Regions from separate parts of the Homo sapiens genome. Here region 2 is linked to region 1. A link is a contact called in ENCODE Hi-C or POLR2A ChIA-PET data. All regions are on one chromosome and are shown on one strand. The core of a region is the stretch at or near the end of the contact, and the rest is flanking DNA. Distances in the headings are between cores, read along the strand shown. Region 1 holds the start of KRTAP10-1 (keratin associated protein 10-1). Region 2 overlaps ITGB2 (integrin subunit beta 2).

Region 1 (5,394 bases), core at 1,159-3,658:
CCCCAGCCCTAAATCCACAAGAAAAACACACATAGCCTGATAAGAAATGGGCTAGGAATGTGAACAGGAAACTTTCAGTGTGGACGGCCATGCATTTAGGCCATAGTGGGTTCCCAGCAGCCGTCAGTGCGGAGGGCAGGGAGCTGAGAGCAGATCAGGCTGAGCCGGGGTCACGCGGGGTCCCCCAGCCACTGAGGGCCCTGGGCAGCAACCACGCAGACCCCGCCCCCCAGGCTCCACCTCACTTTCTGTGGCATTTCTGTGCCTGTTCTGACCACAGCCGTGGCAGCACCATGTCCATCAGGCTGCGGCCGGCCTGGCTGTGGGGTGACTGCAGCATCCCAGGGGCGGGCATTCTCATCAGCGTTTTGGTCTCTGCAGCTGGCCTGGAGGAGTTTGTCTCACAGTCTGAGGACTGACTGCTCTGCACCCACCCAGGGTGGCGGAGCCCCATGCGCTGCCTGATCTTACCATTGTCCCCGCTGACGGCCTTTCCCACAGGACATCACAGGCAGCTCATGCTCCCCGCGTGGACCAAGCCTTAGAGAGATGAGAGTGTCGCTGACTGTGTGCCCGCACCGGCATCATCTGTGGGAACCCAGGCTCCTTGTCCCTACACCTGTGTGGAAACTGCTGCCCCCCCCCCCCCCAAGAGGAGAACCTGGGCAGCGCCAGGGTTTTGGGGAATCCTGTGCCTCCATCCGCCCACCCCATGATGCTTTTGTTCCCATCGAGTCCCTTGTCTCCTGCGCAGGTGCAGCAGCCCCTCCCTCTCCCCTCGCATTGCTGCTAAAACGGGCAGAACCCTCGGGCGGGCGGCACACAGGGAGGGTGACCAGGCCTGGAGGCTGCAGTGCCCGGACCCCAGGGCAGCTTCCCGGAAGGTGACCCTGCAGTGTGGGCTCTCCCAGGTGAGAGAGTGGGTGGGACAGTCCTGGGGCCTGGAGAGCCCCACAGCCCAGGGCATGACAGCGAATGACCAGGCTCAGGAAGACCCGGGCACAGGGGCTGAGCTGGGACTGAGCCTTCCTGGGAGTGACCGTGAGTCCCACCTGGTGACCCCCTGGAGGAGTTAGGCCACTGTCCCCTGTGACTTCTAGGTTAAGTCACTCATTCCTAAAAATAATCATGGCTGGAGGAGACCAATGTCAGCTCAAAACCATGTGTCCCCCAGGAACACAACAGAAAAGAGAATCAGGTGACCAAGGAGAGTTTATTGGGGAGCAGGAGGAGGTGCTGAGAGGTTCAAGTCGAGGCCAAGTGACCCAGAGCAGAGAAGCTGGGAGGGAGGACAGGGGACCTAGCAGGCAGGTGGGCACCTGCTGGAAGGCAAGAGCTGGGGAGCTGCAAGGATGGAGGCTCCTGGGAGCAAGGAGGGGGGGTCACCTCAGCACAGGGGAGACACGGGGACCCGTCCTAGGTGGGGGAAGCCACCTAACCCAGGTCAGGAACTGAGCCCAGCTGGCCCAGGGCGGGTGCCCATCAGCAGCTGGACTCCTGGCCTGAGCAGAGGCCTCAGCAGGCCGGGCGGGAGCACGCGGGGCGGCAGAGGAGGGACACGCAGGAGGCCGGGCGGCAGCAGCTGGCCTGGCAGGAGGAGGCAGGGGCACAGCAGGAGGAGACAGGCATACAGCAGGCGGGCCGGCATACAGGGCGGCAGAGGAGGGACACGGAGGAGGAGGGTCTGCAGCAGGAGGTGGTGCAGCAAGCCGGCTGGCAGCTAGACTGCTGGCAGCATGAAGTGGAAGCCCCAGAGCAGACGGGCACACAGCAGATGGGCTTGCAGCAGACAGGCTTGCAACGGACGGGCACGCAGCAGGCCTGCTGGCAGGGGGAGGAGGTGCAGCAAGCTGGATGGCAGCTAGACTGCTGGCAGCATGAAGAGGAATCCTCAGAGCAGGTGGGCACATAGCACACAGGCTTGCAGCAAACAGGCACACAGCAGGACTGCTGGCTGGAGGAAGAGGCACAGCAAGTTGGCTGGCAGCTAGACTGCTGGCAGCATGAAGAGGAATCCTTAGAGCAGGTGGGCAGGCAGCACACAGGCTTGCAGCAGACGGGCACGCAGCAGGCCTGCTGGCAGGGGGAGGAGGTGCAGCAAGCCGGCTGGCAGCTAGACTGCTGGCAGCACGAGGGCGTGCAGGAGCTGGTGCAGCCTGATTGGCAGGGGCTGGGCTCACAGGCTGCCTGGCAGCAGGGGCTGGACACACGGCTCACTGGGGTGCAGACCAGGGTCAGGCAGGGGGCCGGGGCGCAGCAGCTGAGGGCGCAGCAGTGGGGCTCACAGCAGCTCTCTGGGCAGGCATCCACCTGCCAGGAGTCGGAGCAAGCGCTGGAGCAGACGGACATGGTGGACGCGGCCATGCTGGGGTGGGGAGGAGGTGAGCTGCGGGAGGTGTGAGTGAGTGAGTGTGGGAGTCAGTGTGTGTGTGAGTGACTGAGTGTGTGAGTGAGTGTGTGAGCTTCGTGGGGCTCTGCTTTTATACCCCTTCTGGCCTTGTTGTTCCAGGGCCCACAGCGTCCCCTTCCTGGTTGCTGAGAGGTGGCGTGTGTCATGACTAGGGATGTTTGTTTGCCTGTGATGTGGCCCAGGTCATAAATCTCCTGTCCTGTCTGGGCTGTAGCCTGTCCCATGTGGATCCCTGGGGGCAAGAGTGGAGGTGGACCTGGTCCCAGCACGCCACCAGTGCAGTCCGGGTTGTAAGAAGGGGGCTGCGGAGGCAGGGGTGGCCCTTCAGCCTTATGCAAAGTGTGGCATGCCAGGGTGAGAGCTGTCCCACTCACGATCGTGGGGGCGTCTCCTCCCTAAAGCGGGTCCTCACTGAAGAGGCAGAAGCAGCTGGTAGAAGCACAGGATCACTGGAGCAGCCGGAGAGAAGGTGCAGCAGTGGCCAGCGAACCCCACAGTGGTGGCCCTGCACATTCCTTCCCCCATCCCCATCACTGAAGAAATTAGAGCCCCAAACAGGGAGAAGGGGAGCAAGGAAGGAGAGGCCATGCCCCTCCCCACGGCCTTCCCCGAGGTCCACTCAGACGTTGGTGTGGGAACGCTGGGGATAGGACTGGGTTTCGGACAGGAAAGAAAAGTTTTGAACTGGCCCATGGATTTGGTTCTGCTCTTAAAGGCCATAGCTTTATGATGTGCTTCAACCATAGATAACTCAAGTCCCGTTATCAATATTCTTAAATTTATTTTTTTTTTTTTTTGTACAGATGGCGTCTCAAGTGATCCCTCCTGCCTTGGCCAAAGTACTGGGATTGCAGGCGTGAGCCCGGTGCCTGGCCATCATCAGTATTTCTGCACCACGTGTCTTCCCTGTTCCTGTTCATTGTCCTTGCTGTCCTCAGCTTCCTTTCTTCAAACGTAAGCTGCATGTGAGCAGGGAGTGTGTTTGTCTTGTTCACCACTCAGTCTTCAAAGGCCTAAAATCATGCCTGGCCCAAGGAAAAGCCTTTATAAAAATGGGCTGAAATAATAAACTTTTTTGGAGAAATTATTGAAGAGTAATTTTGAGCTCTGAACGCGATTCCATTGTGCCACCTTTTTCTTATGCTGTATAAAATGCTCTGTCAAGTTCTCCTTTCGTGTGTGGGGAACTGGCTTACATCAGACTGGCCATCTAGCTGAGAAATATTAGGAAATCTGGTTTACAAACAAAATCTCTGTTCGAAGGGGCCGGGAGGTATCAAGACAGCTGAGACTTGAGTGAGTGAATCCGCATTAGAGAGAAACTGCACAGAAGTGAGTCCAATATTCCTTGTGGATTTTCTTACTGAGGCATTTACCAATTTACAGACCACAGCCAAGAGGCCGAGAGCCTGATCAGCTGAGCAGAGCTTTTAGTAGTCTCATGGAATTAGAAGAAAAAAACCACAGAGTTCAGGACCTGACAAGGTGGAGGGATTCTAGCAAAAACACCCTAGGCTTTCAGTTGGAAATGCTGAATGTAAGTGAAGGGCTACTCCCTAGGAGGAAGGAAAAACCAGAAAGAATGAAACCTATCTTTAAATAAACTCGCACTGAACTCATATGATCTGCCTGTAGCCTAACTGCCTCCCAGAAACAAAAGTGATCTCTTCTGGAGACAGCAGCATCAACAGAGGCTCAAATCATCTTATAAATTTTCATAAAGTCCTTCATGCAGTCAAAAAATTACTAGGGATATTAGAAGACAAGACCAACTGACCAAAAGACCAAGAGGAAAAAAACAAACAAGAGAAACAGACGTGCAGGAGATCTAGATATTAGAATTGTGAAACTGGAATTTAATGCTGATTAACTTGCTCAAGAAAATAGAGAACAAATGGAGAATTTCAGTGTCAAACTGGATTTATTAAATGGAATCAAACAAAAATTCTGGAAACGAAGAACACAATAGCTGAAATTAAGAACTAGGTAGCTTAGCTTTACAACATATAGACAAAACCAAAGAGAAGATTAGTAAAGGAAGGGAGATGAGGAAATTTCAAGCCTGAATACAGAGATGGGAAAGAAAAGAGGGAAATAAAGAAAGTGGAGCAATAAACATGCCTATATTTTGTGAAAATTTATGGGAAAAATGATTGAAATCCTACAAGGAGAGGAGTGAAATAGGGGTAGTAAAATATTTGAAGATGTAATGGACAAGAACTTTAACCTGATGAAATGCATAGATGCAAAGAGCATTTAAGAATCTTTAGGCCAGGCATGATGGCTCACACCTGTAATACCAGCACTCTGGGAGGCCAAGGTGGTCAAACTGCTTGAGCTTAGGAGTTGAAGACCAGCCAGGACAATATAGCAAAACCCAATCTCTACAAAAAATATGAAAAGTTGGCCCACTTTGGTGGTACATTTGTAGTCCCAGCTACTCAAGAGGCTAAGGAGGAGAATCACTTGAGCCTGGGAGGTAGAGGCTGCAGTGAGCCAAGATTGCACCACTGCACTCTAACCTGGGCAACAGAAAGAGACCTGTTAAAAAAAAAAAAAAAAGAAAAAGAAAAGAAAAAAGAAAAAGAAAAAAAGGAACCCTCCAAACCAAGAATCTTTAGCAAGTGAACACAAAGAAAACTACACCTGGGCACATTGGGGTTGAAATCCAAAGACAGAAAAATTTAAAAACAGCCAGAGGAAAACAAGACATATTACCTTCAAAGAAGCAACAATAACACTTACAGATGACTTCTCAGTAGAAATGATGAAAGGCAGAGGACAATGGAATGATATATTTACTGTCTGAAAGAAAAGAAGCACAAAGCTAGAATTCTATACCTGGGAAGAAGATTCCCCCAAATGAGAACAGAATAATGACATCCTCTGGACACCGAGAGGATATGTCACCAGCAGGATCTGCACTACAGAAAATACTAAAGGGAGCATTAGGTAGAATGAAAACAAGCACAGATGAAAGCAAG
Region 2 (5,394 bases), core at 1,342-3,841, 360 kb after region 1:
TTCATAAGGTTTGCCCAGGGTCACAAATTTAACTCACAGCAAACAATGAAATCAGCGCATGATTTTCGAGCCCTCGTGGTCACCCTCCCTTCCTCCTGCCCTTTCCTGCATGGGCAGCAGCAGGGTGAGGAGCTGCTCTCCCCAGGCCCAGGCTGGAGTCCCTCAGACGACCTGCCGGCCAGGGTACCCCCCTGCCCCCACACAGCGCCTGACAGAGCCCCCCACACTGGGGGAACGTGGGGACCCAAGCAGGGGCAGCGGCCTCACCGGGCAGGCGGCGACCTGCATCATGGCGTCCAGCCCACCCTCGGGTGCATCCAGGTTTCCGGAAATCAGCTGCTTCCCGACCTCGGTCTGAAACTGGTTGGAGTTGTTGGTCAGCTTCAGCACGTGCCTGAAGGCAAACGGGGGCTGGCACTCTTTCTCCTTGTTGGGGCATGGGTTTCGCAGCTTATCAGGGTGCGTGTTCACGAACGGCAGCACGGTCTTGTCCACGAAGGACCCGAAGCCTGCAGGGCACATGGAGGGGCTGGGGAGGTGGCAGGCTGGGCCCAGGTGGGAGGGCCAGCTTCAAAGGGGCACGAGGGCAAGCCTGTTTCCTCTCTCCTAGCAGGGAGGTGGAGAAAGCAAGATGGCACATGTGGAGTGTGTGTGTGAGCATGTGCGTTGTGCAAGCACACATGTGAACGTATGTGGGCGTGTGTGTGAACCTGGGAGTGTGCAATGTACATGGATGAGCATAAGTGTATGCATGTGTGTTCCTGCATGTATGTGTGTGACCAGGTATACATGTGGGCATGTGAACAGGTGCGTATGTGTATCTGTGTGTGCAGCCATCTGCATGTGTAAACATGAGTGTGTACATGCGTAGCACAACTGTGTGTGCACGTATTCCTGTATGCATGTGAGCATGTTCAGGTATGGACACACCTAGTTCACGTAGGTGACCAGGTACATATGTGGGCATGTGTGTTTATGTACGATTTATACATGTGAGTGAAGACATACATGGGTGATCATGAGTGTGCATGTGAGCATGTCTGTGTGCACATGTGGTCTTGCACGTGTGTATGACTGTGTGTGCATGTGTGTGCACATGCAAGTGTGAGCATGCATTCATGTGTGTGAGCATGCATTTGTGTGTGAGCGTGCATTCACGTGTGTGAGCGTGCATTTGTGCATGTGAGCATACATTCGCGTGTGTGAGCATGCATTTGCGTGTGAGCATACATTCATGTGTGAGCATACATTCACATGTGAGAGCATGCATTTGTGTGTTTGAGCATGTGTGTGAGCATACATTCACGTGTGTGAGCATGCATTCACGTGTGTGTGCATTTGAGTTTGGGTGTGCTTTTGTGTGTGAGCATGCATTCGCGTGTGTGAGCATCCATTTGTGCATGTGAGGATACATTCATGTGTGAGTGTGCATTCGCATGTGTGAGCGTGCATTTGCGTTTGAGCATGCATTTGTGTGTGAGTGTGCATTGCATGTGTGAACATGCATTTGTGTGTGAGCGTGCATTCACGTGCATGAGCGTGCATTTGTGTGTGAGCGTGCATTTGTGTGAGCATGCATTTGCTTGTGTGTGTGTGTGTTATCGTGCATGTGTGCATCCCCGCATGTAGGGAAGGTGGCAGAGTGCCGATGTGAGAAGCCACGGCCGGCGGGGAAGACATGCGCTGTGACTGACACACACGTGTGCTGGAGACCTGCTCTGTGGCAAGGCAGTGCTGGTGTAGAGCGGAGCCCTTGGCCCAGCAGAGCTTGCTGTGTGGTTTCTTCAGTGCTGCCGTCGCTGTGCCGTCTATATGTGTTGTGGTCTTTAATGTTTAATAATTGGCACTGTCAGAATTTTGTCTTTTAAACATACCAAGAAATAAATAAAGGAAGTAGAAGATGGAAGGGGAAGTGGAGGGCTGGACAATGTCTACAAGTGTTGGGGAGCCAGGGACTGGGTGTGGCCCCTGGCAGGGAGGCAGGCCGACTGCAGCCCTGTGGATGCCCTGGGGGGACCTGCATCTGGGGCCCCCAGATCTACCCTGGGGACCTGAGTGCGAGGAGTTGTGTGGGCCACAGGCAGGAGTGGCCAGGGTCTGGGAAAGGACTGGGTTTTGTCCTGCAGTGCCTGGGCCTCACCAATGCGGCCGGACTCGGTGATCTCGTTGAGGGCCCGGAGCAGGTCGCCACCTAGCTTCTTGACATTCCTGAGGTCATCAAGCATGGAGTAGGAGAGGTCCATCAGATAGTACAGGTCGATGGGGTAGCCCTTGGCCCGCCGGAAGGTCACGTTGAACGCTGCTGCCTGGCCTGCCGGTGGGGACAGAACAAAAGGAGCCACACCTCACATCTCACACAGGGTGTCTGGGGGCGTGTGGCCCCGAGCGGGCTGTGCACTGGCACCCTCTCCTCCAGCCCCCAAATCCTCCTGACCTCCCCTCTCCCCGCCTGGCAGGAGAGCTGAGGACCAGACACAGGACATCCAGGCAGGCTGGAGTTTCAGAGGAAGGACATGACTCCCGGACGCAGGCATGTGCCTCGCAGTGACACTGAAACCCGCCTGGGGTGCTTAGAGTTGACGCCAGCGACATTGGGGACGCCTTTCATTGAGAGTGGCAGCGGCTCACCTGGGCTCACACCTAACCCGGCCCCATGCCTGCAGTCCCACGGGCGCCCTCATCAGCAGCCACATAGACAGGCATCACACGAACCTGGCACTTCCCAGCAAGGCCCACGCGGGCCGTCCCCAGGAGGCCCCTTTCTCCATCCCAGCCCTGGACTTCCGCTCGCCCGCGTCTCAGTCACACGTGCGGTTGTGTAGCTGTCTGTTTACCTGTCACCGCAACCAGCCTGTGTCCCTGGCTCCCAGAACCGTGCCTGGTACAAGTCAGCTCTCCATAAACACACATCATGTTAATGAATGAGCAGGGAGGGAGGGTGACGAAGCCTGTCCCCTCTGCCCCACCCTCCAGCCTTCAGCCCCCCTGGGCGGCAGGACAAGTGCAGAGCCCACTCCACCCCCAACCTGCCTGCTGCCACACCCTGGGAGAAAGGGTATGTGCCCCTCCTCACAGACACACACACACGCACTCCTACACATAAATACACCACATGCACACACAGTCACACATGGCATACACACCCACATATATGCACACACACAATACTCACACACAAATATAACTCATGCACACACAGTCACACGTAGCACACACGCACCCACATATACACGCACATGGCACCCACACACAGCAAACACACCACAAATATGCACACACACCACAAACACCAACCACCACACATGCACGCATACACACACACCTCACACTCATACACAACACCAGACACAAAGCACACATACTATATGTACTTGTTCATATACACAAACACACCACATGCACGCACACACACTCGCACACACATACACACACCAAACACACACACATGCACTCACGCACATACACCACACACATGCACTCACATACACATGCATGCCACACACATATACACATGCCACACACATGCATTCACACCCATACACACACGTGCCACACATATACACACACCCCACACAATGCTAAACACATACATACCACACACACCATGCATACACACACACCACACACACATGCGCTCACACACACACACACTCACCCACATTCACACCCGGCACTCCTGGCCCTGGCCCTCGCCCTGCTGTGCCTTGCAGCCCTCAGAGGCTTCACTTGGCCTCTGGGCCAAGGACCCCAATCACTTTCTATGAAGGGCCAGACAGTAAATGTGTTTGGCTTTGGGGGCCGTGCGGCGTCTGCAGCGACATGGAGGAGGCAGCCAAGACCATGTCCCCACGAGCAATGTGGCCATGCTGCAGTCAAAGGGCACAGACATAGGCCTTTGGTGGCTGACCAAGGGGCCCCGTCCCTTCCCTTCCAGAGTAGAGGCTCAGCGAAGGGCCAGCAGGCTGCGGGGGTAGGGCCAGGACCCCGCGAGAGGACAGTCCCTTCCCAGATCCTGCCGCCCTGCTCTGGGAGCCTGTGGCCCTGGGGTGCTGTTAAGATCTCTCCCTGGTGCTCACCCGAGTTTGCCTACCCTCACCTGCATCCACCCGAGCTCACCTGTGCCCTCCCAGAGGCCACAGCATTTGCCCCCTGCACAGTGGGGATGCATGCCAGGCCGTGGGCAGCCACTCCCCCACCCTTCCCCACGGCACAAGGATGCCCCCACTCAGGCGCACCCCCACCCTCCAGGACGATCCTTCCTGACACCTCCAGCACCACAGAGCTGCACAAACTCTGGCCACAGGCAACACCTCTGTCAGCCTCAGTTTCCTCACTGTGAAGTGGGGCGTGGGGAAAATACATCAGAGCTGCCTCCAGGGGCCACAGGGCCAGGCCCTCGAGTTTGAGGTCAGAGGTGGAGGTTCCAGCACGAAGGGGCTTGTGCCTGCTCACGGGGCAGCGAGGGGCAGGCCTGACCCTACCACCAGGGTGGGGTTTTGTCCCCTGCTGCCCCCAGGGACACCTGGGCCCTGCTCCTGCAGGACCTCCCCAATGGCTCGGCCCCATCCCTCACTGTCTCCCAGCTGCCTCCCTCCCGGCTGCTGCTGGCTGTCACCTGGCCGCCTGCACCCTGGGCCACTCTGCCCCAAGGCTAACTCAGTGGCCGCTGACCTGGGCTTCCCCTGAGGGCAGAGCTCTGAGCCCCAGCCTGTCCGACACCAGCTGGTTCCTCTAAAGTCACCCTGGCCCCGTCTGCACCCTCTCCCTGGGAGATGGCTTCCCCTTCCTTCCCTGGCCTCACTGTGGCCTGGGAGGTCACAGGTCGGTGGCCACACCAGGCCTCCTTCTCCCATCTGCTGCACCACCACACCTGCCTTCCTGGAGCAAGGAGGGAGCTTCGTTTCTTCCCTCCCTTCCCCTTCCCTCCCTTCCCTCCCTTCCCTCCCTCCCTTCCCTCCCCTTCTCTTCCCTTCCTTTCTTTTCATTTTGAGACAGAATCTCGCCCTGTCGCCCAGGCTAAAGTGCAGTGGCACAATCTTGGCTCACTGCAACCTCTGCCTCCCAGGTTCAAGTGATTCTCCTGCCGCAGCAGGAGAATGTTGGCCAGGCTGGTCTCGAACCCCCGACCTCAAGTGATCCACCCGCCTCGGCCTCCCAAAGTGCTGGGATTACAGGCGTGAGCCACCGATAAGGAGGGCGTTTCTCAAAGCACTGACAGGGGACTGTGTTCTGAAACAGGTGCTCTGGTCAAGTCGAAACAGGTGCTCTGGTCAAGTCAGTTTGGGCAACACTGGTTTAAACAGTTACTTAGGTCTCTTGGCTGCAAGACTGATCAGAGCCTTTACTCTTCTAAGAGTACCCTGGCCTTCTGAGTGTGTAATGGAATAGTGTTTT

Evidence for each region. A loop is a pair of places that touch in the nucleus more often than their neighbours do. ChIA-PET counts read pairs that join two places held with the same protein, here RNA polymerase II (POLR2A). Pooled maps may share reads with other maps.
Region 2: a loop to region 1 is called in a pooled map of ovary, with 2.0 times the contacts of the local background. The contact joins the enhancer-like site here to the promoter of KRTAP10-1 in region 1. A Hi-C loop is called at or near these places in 1 of 37 single-sample maps with no recorded cell type and 3 of 50 pooled maps. POLR2A ChIA-PET finds 5 or more read pairs at or near these places in 2 of 52 experiments (H1 and activated T-cell).

The regions. Positions count from the first base shown.
Region 1 is chr21:44,537,787-44,543,180 of GRCh38, forward strand. It overlaps KRTAP10-1 (keratin associated protein 10-1), which reads right to left and starts at 2,409. Exons shown (of 1, transcript NM_198691.3): 1 at 1,195-2,409. The coding sequence starts at 2,364. The coding sequence ends at 1,516. All of the region lies in intron 2 of TSPEAR (thrombospondin type laminin G domain and EAR repeats), which reads right to left. RefSeq lists enhancers at 294-793, 1,147-1,811.
Region 2 is chr21:44,901,225-44,906,618 of GRCh38, forward strand. ITGB2 (integrin subunit beta 2) reads right to left here. Exons shown (of 16, transcript NM_000211.5): 5 at 2,141-2,311; 6 at 268-509. Among named protein-coding and RNA genes, the nearest start is that of ITGB2, 17 kb to the right of the region's middle. RefSeq lists an enhancer at 5,119-5,394. Within about 2 kb of position 2,592, at least 2 of the 41 ENCODE cell types and tissues checked have a DNase peak (open chromatin) inside an H3K27ac peak, as active enhancers do.